Regions from separate parts of the Homo sapiens genome. Here all the other regions are linked to region 1. A link is a loop called in an ENCODE intact Hi-C map of the cell type or tissue named here. Cell type or tissue: B cell. All regions are shown on one strand.

The links. A loop is a pair of places that touch in the nucleus more often than their neighbours do. Peaks named below come from ENCODE experiments on the same cell type or tissue, not always from the same donor. Only the 100,000 strongest peaks of a DNase experiment are listed, where the experiment ranks them.
Region 2: it touches region 1 in a loop (1.9-fold over the local background); 1 of 110 quality-filtered maps calls a loop at or near these places.
Region 3: it touches region 1 in a loop (2.5-fold over the local background); 1 of 110 quality-filtered maps calls a loop at or near these places.

What each region holds. Positions count from the first base shown.
Region 1 is chr3:112,906,514-112,910,513 of GRCh38, forward strand. No RefSeq gene overlaps it. Among named protein-coding and RNA genes, the nearest start is that of CD200R1L, 62 kb to the left of the region's middle. In B cell, no CTCF peak of the experiment used is centred here; a DNase peak (open chromatin) is centred at 1,908; H3K4me3 peaks cover 2,207 bases; H3K27ac peaks cover 3,408 bases.
Region 2 is chr3:112,854,688-112,858,687 of GRCh38, forward strand. No RefSeq gene overlaps it. Among named protein-coding and RNA genes, the nearest start is that of CD200R1L, 9.8 kb to the left of the region's middle. In B cell, no CTCF peak of the experiment used is centred here; DNase peaks (open chromatin) are centred at 2,094, 3,080 and 3,964.
Region 3 is chr3:112,674,510-112,678,509 of GRCh38, forward strand. No RefSeq gene overlaps it. Among named protein-coding and RNA genes, the nearest start is that of CCDC80, 35 kb to the left of the region's middle. In B cell, no CTCF peak of the experiment used is centred here; a DNase peak (open chromatin) is centred at 2,482; H3K27me3 peaks cover 296 bases.

The DNA.
Region 1 (4,000 bases):
AAGATGGGGTCTTGTTATGTTGCCCAGGCTGGTCTCAAACACCTGGCCTCAAGCAATCCATTGGTCCTGGCCTTCCAAAATGTTGAGATTACAGATGTGAGCCAATGTACCCAGCCCAATATGATACATCTTAATTAACACAATGTTATCTATCCTTTCTCCTTTCTTTGCTTCCTGTACTAGATGCAGACAAGTTCAGAGATGAAGGCAGGTATTCAAGTGGAGGATTTTAAAAGAAATTCACTATAAAATTCTGGGAGTTACAGGTACAAGAATTAGTAAGCTAATCATGGTCTTGTTTTTACTCTGACAGCTTTGCTACAGTCACTGCGTTCTCCACAAATGGAACTATGTACAGAATTTATGACAACTAAAGTGAATTTCCTGAGAAATGTAATTTTGGAGAAATTGAAGGATTTATGAAGAGATGATACTAACAGAGGCATAGCAATGTTGCATTTGAACTGATATAACAAGCTGATTATGAAGAGGCATAGTGGAAGAAAATGATATTCAGGGGAATAATAAAAAGTCATCTGTGACCAACTAAGTTGGTCTGAGTTCCACTTTAAATTTATTTCCAGAAATCTTTACTCTCCTGCTCCAATCCTGACTGGTTGCTTCCTATTTCCATTTTATGATTTCTTATTCTGGCACTTTCTTTTGATATTTACCTGGGAAATCTCCTCAGCTGTCTTCTCTATTGAAGCCCATGTTTCCAGAATCCTAGCTTCTTTACTGGTTTTCTCCTTATTTGAGAGTTTACATGCCTGAAATTTTCTTTGAATCTGTAGCATATTCGCAAGGGTCATTCAGTTTCTGCCTTGAAAGTTGCTCAAAATCTTGTCCCAAGAGGTATGTGTGCCTATCTGGGGTATTTGGGGACCTGGACAGGGAATGAGGGCTGGCAGGGATTGGGGGTGTATTTCTCTGGTAAATATATAGATTCCACTTAATCCACCTATTTTCAGCCCCATATCTCCTCTTGAATCTTTCTGTTCCCATTGTCTGTAAGACTAAATTCTTTGTGATTCATGTTCTATAGGGAATAAATCTAAAATCTGAGAATTTGGAAGGGAATGTTGAGACTTTTCAGGGTCTAACCACCTCTTACACAGAATTTCAAACAATTCTCTTAATTCCAGACCTGGGCTTTGCACTCACTTTCTGCAAAACCCAATTCTTGAGCCTTTGCAGCTTGGTTCTGTTTCCTCCTGAAGAAACACGTTCAGCTTCCTCTATTCTCCTGGGTGATCAAGCTTTCCATCCTCCAAAATACGTTAATGTTTCCTAACCCCCTGTGTCTTCTCTCCTGACATTTTGATTCCTTTAGGCCTATATGTTTTAAATATTATTATTGTCATATTAATAGCCATTCAGGAGAGAATAGACACGATACATCTATTCAATTCACCATGTCAAACTAGAAATCTCCATTTTTATTTAAAATCCTGTGGCATTTTTTTATTTTTTTATTAAGAAATGTTTTTTCAAAGATAATTTTGGCAGAAATATAAGTAATTAAGACATTATCTTTCTTTTTTAAAACATAGTGATTAAAATAAAGTAGCATTTTCACTCTTTGAGCTATTTTAAACTGAGCATTTTAAAGGACTAGTGGAAAAGCTCTAGTGGAAAAATATTCTAATGTATTTTTCTAATTATGGTTTCCTCTCTACTTCGCCCAATACCCCTCAGCATCCCCGCAACTTGGCCAACAGACTCACCAGCTATGAAAAAAAATGTGAACAGTATCCCAAAAGCTGAAGCCATCTTCCAAAGGGAGTTATTTCTATTTTTTTTTTCTTATCTTTGCCTCTATGTTTTCTTCCACTGTATAATAGGCCTAGTTATGGTATTTTACTTCTCTTGCTCTGCTCCATTAGCACTGGTGAGAAATCCCCTGCTCTCTTAGATGGTTGTATTTTTGGCTCATGAGCAACTTAAATAGAAGCATTTCCTGTTTGCACAGTTGAGGTGATAATGACTGAATTTTCTGGTTTGTGCTTTTATACATTTACTTATTTCAAGAGAAGCATGTATATTTGACCCAGGATTCAGATCCAATTGTAATTGATTGAGCTATGTCCCAGATACTGTCAGAATGATTCTTATGAGGCATGTATAGTTATATTTATTTTTATAGATAAGGAAGTAGAGATTCGAAAAGGTTAAGAAACTTATCCTAAGTCAATTAATGATACGGTAGAAGAATAACCAGCATAGAAAGAAAGACCTTTTCATAAGTAATTTTCCTTATCTTCTACTGCATTTTGTATGTGTGTCTATGTATATTTTTTGGTATTTTGTTGTGTGGCTTATGAGAGGAGTTACACACAATCTCTCCTTCCAGGGATATGCACTTTAACATAGAAATCACTGAGGCAGAAAGTATTTAAAAGTAACATGCTCAAAAAGATCATAATACAAATAATTCTTCACCTAAATTATTGTATTAGCCTCTTCTACTTCATAATATTTACTTAATATCTCTTTTCATCTCTGTTCAGTTTGTTTTTTTTGGCTAAAGCAATTTAGGATATGCTCTTTCCTTCTGCAAACTCAGGGTTGCTACATGGGTTGCAAAGGTAAAGATAAAGAGTGCTGACCAGTAGGCTGAAGTTTCTGCCCATAAATTCTCCTTACATCTTCCTGACCACACAATAATCCTGCCCTTGGATTTTCCTGTGCGTTCTCCCCACCCACTTCCAGTGGTTCATACTGGTTTCAGTTTGGCTAGACAAAAAGAATGGTTAGTGATAACTTTGTATGAAAAAGATGGATATAATTGTGCACATTTGTTAACTTTCTATACTACAGAGTTATCACCAGGATCAGATTCTTGTCTCCAGATAGATAATTCCTCAACACATTTGAAGGTGAATTTGGGATTTTTAGTGAAATAACAAAGAAATTCTATCCTCTATTTCTTGCCCACCCTCTATTTTGAGTTGATTTTTGTGTAGGCCATAAGATAGGGCCCAATTTTATTCTTTTGCCTAGGGTTATTCAGTTTCCCCAATATCAATTGTCAAAGAGACTGTTCTGTCCCCATTGTGTATTTTTGGAATCCTAGTTGAAGATCAGTTGACTATATATGCATGAATTTATTTCTGGGATCTCTATTCTGTTATGCTGGTCTATAGATGTCTTTATGCCAGTAGCATACTGTTTTAATTACTGTAGCCTGGTAGTATATTTTGATATAAGGAAGTGTAATGCCTCCAAGTTTATTCTTGGCTGTTTAAGGTCTTTTATGGTTTCATATGAATTTTATAATTGATTTTCTATTTCTGTAAAAATGTCATGGAATTTTGATAAGAATTGAATTGAATCTGTAGATCTTTGTAGTGTCTTAGCCTATTTTGCTGCTATGACAAAATACCACAGACTGAGTAATTTGCAAACAAAAGAAATTTATTTCTCACAGCTCTGAAGGCTGAGAACTTCAAGATCAAGGCACCAGTAGACTCAGTGTCTTATGAGTGCTACTATTTGCTTCAAAGACGATGCCTTCTTGCTAAATCCTCTGCAGAGTAAGTATGTTGTGTCTTCACATGACAGAAGGGACAAAGGGGGTCCCTGTCTGCCTCTTTATTAAGTCAGTAGTTCATTCATGAGGGTGAAGCCTTTATAGCTTAATCACTTCTGAGGGGCCCCCCTCTTAATGCTGTTGCATTGAGCATTAAGTTTCAACAAGAATTTTGGAGGGAACACAAACATGAAAACCATAACAGGTAGTATAAACATTGTAACAATATTAAGCCTTCCAATCCATGAACACAGAATGTCTTTCCATTTGTTTGTGTCTTCATTAATTTCTTTCATCAATGTTTTGTAATTTTCAGTGAACAAGTATTTCACTTGCTTAGTTAAGCTTATTCACAAGTATTTTTTGATGCTAATGTAAATAGGATTGTTTTCCTCATTTCCTTTACAGATAGTTTATTAGTATATAGAAATGCAACTGATTTTTGTATGTTGATGAAAATTCATAAAT
Region 2 (4,000 bases), 52 kb before region 1:
CAGAGTAAACAGATGACCCACAGAATGGAAGAAAATATTTTCAAACTATGCATTCGACAAAGGTCTAATATCCAGCATCTATAAGGTATTTCAATCAACAAGCAAAAAACAAACAACCTCATTAAAAAGTGGGCAGAGGACCTGAACAGAGAGAAGGCATACATGCAGCCAACAAGCATTTGAAAAAAAGCTCAATACCACTGATCATTAGAGAGATGCAAATCAAAACCATAATGAGATACCATCTCACACCAGTCAGAATGACTATTAAAAAGTCAAAAAATAACAGATTCTCATGAGGTTGCAGAGAAAAGGGAATGTTTATGCACTGTTGGTGGGACTATAAATTAGTTCAACCATTATGGAAAGCAGTGTGGTGATTCACTACAAAGCTAAAATCATCATTACCATTCAACCCAGCAATCCCATTACTGGGTATATACCAAAAGGAACATAAAGTAAATATAACATGTTCATCATAAAGACCCATGCACACGTATTTTCATTGTAGCTCTATTTACTATAGCAAAGACATGAAATCAGCCTAAATGCCCATCAATGACAGACTGGATAAAGAAAATGTGGTACATATACACCATGGAATACTATGCAGCCATAAAGAAAAATGAGATTATGTCCTTTGCAGGAACATGAATGGAGCTAGAGGCCATTATCCTTAGCAAACTAACACAGAAATGGAAAAGCAAATACGGCATGTTCTCGCCTGTAAGTGGGAGCTAAATGATGAGAGCACATGGACACAAACAGGGGAACAACAGACACTGAGACTGACCTAAGGATTAAGGATGGGAGGAGGAAGAAGAGCAGTAAAAATAACTATTAAATATTAAGCTTAGTATCTGGATAATGAAATAATCTGCACAACACACCCTCATTGCATGAGTTTTCCTATATAACAAAACTGCACACATACTCCTTAGCCTAAAATAAAAGTTAAAAAGAAAGATTTTCAATCATATGGTCTGATTTGTGTGCACGTTTTTAATAGAGGACAGGTTGTTTGCTAATTAAAGTATCTGTGCCTGAGATTGGAGCTCCAGACTGTAGTGACACCCTTCCATTTAGCCAGTTACTGTGGGCCCTTTGCCTCAGTTTTCAGTTTGGTTGGTGATGGGCAAGCCGGTGAGGTTTTGGGGCTACAGGGTTTGCATTAGCCAAACTCAGTGGCATGTAGGCCTCAGTATTTGTCTTGTTTGGTTGAAACAATAGCTTACTTGAAGGGTTTAGGTCTTTTCATTACCAAAAGCACCAAACCAGTATTAACAGACCAACAGTCAACAGAATGGTGTGCAGCTGCCCTTGAAAGTCTTTTGTTGTCTGATTTTAATTTTTTCAGCATGTTTTATCATGAAGGAGGGGTTGTCTGGTTTTATAATTATAGGATATGGTTAATTTTATTACTATCTCCAGATGTGATTTTTATTTACTAACTAGAGTTTTCTATCTCCCTTCTTGGCAATGCACACTGTCAGAATGACCTTGGAAACTAGTATCAGTTCCCTGAAGGGAAAGAGACAAAGAGCCAAGATTAATTACCTCTTATGACCCAAATATTAAGGAAGGTTTTTTGGGTGATGGAAGTTCAGGCATAAATGGGTCCCCTATCAGATGCGTAGGTACCTGACCCTTGGGGCAATCTATGATTAATAGGCCCCAGGAGAGTATATGTCTTCCATCTGGCTTCCAGCCCTTATGGGATGTGGACAGGATCAAAAATCCCTAAAGACAGAGGCGGGGAAGACATTATTAAAGGGTCTCAGATATAATGAGTCATCATATACTAGGATATGAGACATAGCCCCATTAAATATAGGAAAGGGTGATTGAAAACTTTTTAAAAATTGGTATGAGGTATACATTGGCTAAGGAGACTTGAATTAAGGAAGATTAAAGTCTGAGGCAAGACAGACCCATCTAGGGGTTTATTTGCCAGAAAGGACTTTTAAAAAGTTGTTTAAGGAAACCATTATGTCTGTCAATTAAACAGACTGTCTGGGGAGATAATGGCCATGGATATGACAGCCCAGATAAAGGAAGTGGTTGAGGTTTGGCCTCATTTGGGTGCTCAAGAAGGGGAACTTTCTGGCATGTAGCCAACCAGGACCTCTAAACTGAATCAAGACAGCATTAAAAACAGCAATAACAACTATATTAACAGTTCTCAGAATGAACTAGCCCTGCTGATGCCTTGATCTTAGACTTCTAGCCTCCAAAACAGTGAAACAATACATTTATGTTGCTTAAGCCATTTAGTTTGGTAGCACTCTTTATTACAGTGGCCCTAGCAAACTAATACACTTCCAAACTAGCAATGCCATTTTTCATACCCATTAGTTGCAGAGGGCAGGTTTTACCACACTGTCACCACATCTCCCACCCCAGTTCTCCAAATTTCTGACTGCAGTTATGATTATCCTCATTTTAAGCGGTCAATAGCCCTTGTGATTAGTGCTAATATGTTAGTCACCACCATTCCATTAATAGAGCATAGTTCATTTGTATGGTCATTATGATGCTCTAAAATTTTCTGATAATATATATTTTTCAAAAGATAAAGTGTTTAATCCTTTCTCAGACCTTGAGAATATTACCAAAGGTTATTCTAAATTATTTTTCATCATTTAATTTTAAATGATATGCAACTTATAACACAGCCATCAAACTATACACAAGTTTCTCATTCTTCTGTATTATTTACTCAAATTTTCCAGTAGAGCTTAAATAAGCTGCTACACCGTAACTTTGATAACAACATGGAAAACAAAAGATGAAAATTTTATTATGTGATTTGTCAGTTTCCCTAATGATTATTCTTTTTTTTTCTCTCTTAAATGTTACAAGTCACTAAAATGCATTTATCAACTGCATAGAAAAATCATTTGACAAAATTCAACACCAATTTTCTTATTCTGCCCAGGCTGCCATAAAATACCACAAACTGTGTAGTTTATAAACAACAGAAGTTGATTTCTCACAGTTCTACAGGCCAGAAGATCAATATCAAGTTTCCACCAGGGGTGGTTTCTGGTGAGGTTCCTCTTCTTGGCTTATGAAGAGAGAAGGTGATCTCTAATGCCTCTTCCTTCTCTTATAAGAAAACCAGTCCTACAGAATTAGAGTTTCACCTTTATAACCTCATTTAATCTTAATTACTTCCTTAAAAGCTTTATCTCCCAAAATGGTTATGTTTGGGATTCAAGCTTTAACATATGGATTTTAAGAGGACACAATTCAGTCCATAACACCAATTCATAATGAAAACCCACAGAAAAATAGGAATAGAAAGGGAACATCTCCAACTTGATAAAGAGCACCTGTAAAAACCTATAGATGACATTGTACTTAATGGTGAAAAATTGAATGCTTTTCCCTTAAATAGTGAACAGGGCAAGAATGTCAGGTCTCACAACTCTTATTCAATGAAGTATTGAAGATTCTAGCCAGTGCAATAAAGTAAGAAAAGGAAATAAGAGACATACCAGTGAGAACAAAAGAAAGAAAACTGTTCCTACTTGGAGATTACATGATGGAAATGTTACCAGGAAGTGTGGGGGTGCTCGGTTCTTGTTTTACTTCAGAGAAAGAATTCAGCCAAGAGACAATTTAGCAAAGAGAGCAGAGAATTTACTGAAGGTAAATAAAGTACACTCCAAGGAAAAAGTGGGCTGGTCTGGCTGGAAAACAGCAGCAGTAGCAGCAAAGTTTAAGTAGTAACAGAGTTTATTTAAAGAGGCAGTACACCCTCAAATATGAGGCAGAGCAGGCTGCTGAAAGAGAATTGAGTCATCAGCCCCCAGACTTCTGCATTGTGGTTTTTATTATGTTGGACTCGCTTAAAGTTCCTCCTCTGTCTCAAGTCTCCACTTTTGTCTATATCCAGTTTTCCACTTCTGTGTTAAGTCTCCACCTTCCCCCTACCCCTCAATGCTGAGATCCTACCCCAGGTTTGTGGGATTCCCCCTTACAGTCAGTGGATGCA
Region 3 (4,000 bases), 230 kb before region 1:
TTGAGTTGACACTATCTATTCTGGAACAAATTCACCAAACTCTTTTCCACCCCAAAACATGTTACGAAAACAATGATCTCATTTGAAGGGGCAGAGAATGGTTAGATGAAGACTTCATCAGACAAGGTTACTGAAAAGGAAAAAAAAAATAAATCAACATCTGAGTTTTGTAAGTGCCTTAAAAAAAGTTGCTGAGAGGAAAACCAATAACTCTCTCCTCTCTACTCTTCCTCTAGCTCTAATTCAAACATCACACAAAATCCACACTCTTATTTTGAGATTTCGTTTTCTTCTATAGTCTTGTTCCTCTTCCCCTTCCTGAAGTTTTTAATATTTTGAAAACTTTTCCGTCATATGACATTCATTTTCACACCTTCGACAGCTTATGTATTTCTGAGTCCTTTTAGTGAGCCCAGGTCTCCCAGACAAGCCTCACTTCAGGATAAAGTGGGGAGGCAGGTTCTTGCCAGGCATGACACAAAATGTCTTTTTTCTTATTGGTTGAACAGAGCCTTTCTACATTAGTCCCACAGTGCTGTGGAGTCCAGGAAAGGCATGATCAAGAACAGGGCCAATCAGGAGTTATAAACAATGTTCCAGACTGCTTAGAGGAGACCCCTCTATGCGGCCTCAACTCCCCAGGACCAGAGAGGGAATGTGCCTTTCCCATCCTCTCCTTGTCTCTGAATAATAGGTGATATTTATTTAAGGTACTCATACTGAAGCCTCCATTTGTAATTGTTCAGATCCCTCTGGAAATAATTTTTAAAAACATAAAATTGTACAAAGTTCCCTGGTGGAAAAAAAAACATATCAGGTACTTAATTGCTTAAAATAAATCTTTATTGAATAGATGAAAGCAATAACTTCTGGCATGCAGAGTAGAAACAGAAGCAGTATGATTCTCAGGAGAAGTGAAGTGTCAAAGGAGGACCTGGAGATCGCAAGGGAAGAGGGAGTGGTGTTGTTGGGGGAGCCCGGCACGGAGCGTGATTTGCTCCTTGGAAAGTCAGAGGTGATGGGTGTTTCTCATCTGGGCAGAGAAACAAACACAAGGAGTCAGGATCTGCGGCTTCCTGGGTGGAAACAGGGCCAGACAAGACAGTTCAGACGGGACTAGAAAAGGAAGCAGAGGGGAAGCAATTGGCAAAAGGTTTTCCAATAGTCAGAGATGGTAACAAGCTGGTCCCAGATGCTTGGACCCAAATACTTAGAGCAATAAGTTGACTTCATAAGGTAAATTGTAAACTAGACAGTGCTGAGCCATATCTAATTTATACTTTAGGTGTCCTCATGATTTTCTAGAAAAAAATTACTATAAATTTTAATTATTTTGGTTATTTTCCAGTTTTCTTCAATGTTTCTTGTTAAATTTTAATTTGAATCTCTTTTCCTAAAGCCACCTTGTAAATGAGTCTTTATTTTGAGATTTTTTTTTTCTTCCATTTATTTGCTGAATTTAATCAATACTCTTCATTTCTTCCTGGCTGGCTTTTGTTTGTTTATTTTTTGGTCCACTTGGGTTTTTGTTTTTCAATTTTTCATTCACTTCAAATACAGGTAAGTAAGGCTTGAAAGAGATGGGTATTTGTAGAAGCCACAGCCTGGCAGAGAAAGGAGCATCTGCAAAGGCACTGAGGCAGGAGCAAACCTATCTTATTTGAGCAAAATTAAGAAAATCCGCATGGCTGGATTAGAAGAGCAATGGGATTATTTTTATTATGTGTCGGGCACTGTCTTAGGGGCTTTAAAAATATTAACTCATTTTGTTCTCAAAACAACACTACGAACAGGATACGATTTTTAGCCTCATTTCACCAATGAGGAAGTGAGGCACAGACCAGTTAAGTAATTTACTCAAAAACACACAGAAAATAGAGCCACAGAATAGTCTGGTTCCATCTTTTATACTAGGAGAAGGAGGAAAAGAAAGAGGAGGAGATGGAGAGGAAAGTGGAAGGGGAAGGAGAGGAAGAGGACAGGGAAGACTAGGACAGGTGAAAGGTAACAGGGTACCTCAGCAGGTAGGTCTCACAGAGCATTTCTGGGACTCTCACTTTTACTCTGAGTGAGATGGAACATCATGGGAAGATTTTAATCAAGGAAGTGACATAATTTGATTTACATTGGAAAAGGATCCCTCTGGCTGCTGGGTTGAAAACAGACTGTAAAAGAGAAAATGATGGAAGCAGGAAGACCAGCAAGGAAGCTATTAAAGTAACACAGGGTGTCAGATCAGCTGATATTCACAAATTCGGATTTTTCATGCAAAAAAAACCTCATCTTTGTGTTTCTTTAAACATATTGGCAACTAATTCAAGCCTTTGTAAAATACTGTGACTGCTCATTAAAAGACATGTTGACAGACACCACCCCCTCACCCGTAACACACACACACACATGCGCGCCCTCTCCTCTTGCATGACTCCTCTCTCAGGGCTGAGCTGTTTTTCTGAGGGTGCCACAATGAATCAGCTGCTTAGTCATCTCTGGAGTGCGGGAGCTAGCAGAACAGCAAAGAGGCATTACAAACCCAATAGCGGGTTTCACTTCCTTGAGCAGTATTTATTCTGCTCTCTACCTCATGCTGCCCAAACTGTTGGAGAGGCCCTATCCACTCTCCCTGCCTTTTCAGCCCTTATTCTCCCAAATGCAGCCACAGAGGAGGTAAGAGAGACAATCCTGGTTGGTGGCAGACATTATCCTAGTATCATTTTTCCTGCCCCTGGAGACCTGAGATGCTGAGTTATAAATGCCCCCTTCACATTTGAAACTATATTTTGCAAGCCCTAGGAAGGCAGCTGTGCAAAGCTTGCAAGGAGGACAGAAGTGTGCAAACTTTTTTTTATCCCCTCCTTAATAAAATCATACAAATTGATGCAGGTGAACCCGCTAGCCACCAGTGGATATCTGATATCAGTCTGAAAATTTTAGACCTGATTTCTGAGGTGTGCATGAGCTTTGGCCTTTGTTTTAATAACCAAGGGCTGAGATTCTCTTTGAGAAGAAGGTCCCCTCCCATTCTCTATGCATTTTTTATTTGTATAAATTTAAAGGGTACAAGCGAAATTTCGTTACATGCATGTATTGCACAGTGGTGAAGTCATGGCTTTTACTGGATTTGTTATCTGAAAAATGTACTTTGTACCAATTAAGTAATTTCTCATAATCTCCCCACCTTCTGTGCCCCCACCCTTCCAAGTCTCTAGTGTCTATCATTCCACACTCTTTGCCCATGTGTACACATTATATAGCTCCCACTTATAAGTGAAAACATGCAGTATTTGACTTTCTGTTTCTGAGTTGTTTCACTTAAGGCAATGGCCTCCAGTTCCATCCATGTCACCGCAGAACACATTATTTCATTCTTTTTTATGGCTGAATAGTATTCCATTGTGTTTATATACCACATTTTCTTTATCCTATTATCCATTGACAGGACACTTAGGTTGATTCCATATCTTTGCTGTTGGCCACACATTTTTTTAGATGTGGTTACTACAGCAACACACTTGTCAGGTCAGCCTTGGGAAGACAGCAATAACTTCTGTCAGGATACAGAAACAAATTTATCTTCTTAGTAGCTGGCCAGATAATTTCCTAAGGGAGAAAGGGCTTTGATAGCAATGAGGTGGGTAAAAGACATAGCCTTGGTCTTAAGTGAAGAAGGAAAGTAGACGGAAGACTGGGACCAAGCACTGCAGAGGAAATGTGAAGAGTGATGGGAGTCTGGCTGGAGAAGTGGGGGAAGTCGGGGGAGGCTTAGAGAAATAGGTAGCTGCAGGAGGTGGGGGACTGAGCAGAGCATTGGGAGATGTGACTCTTTCCTATGAATCTCCAGATCACCACTAAAATTACCAAAAAATCTTTGCTGCAAAAACTGGTGAAGGGCCTTGGGTATTAAGGTTGGCCTGGGGCAGAAACAGAGTCACCTGCACAAATAAGGGAAAGGGTCAGGTCTAGGCTGAATTACTTGACACAGGCAGTTAAGTATTATACA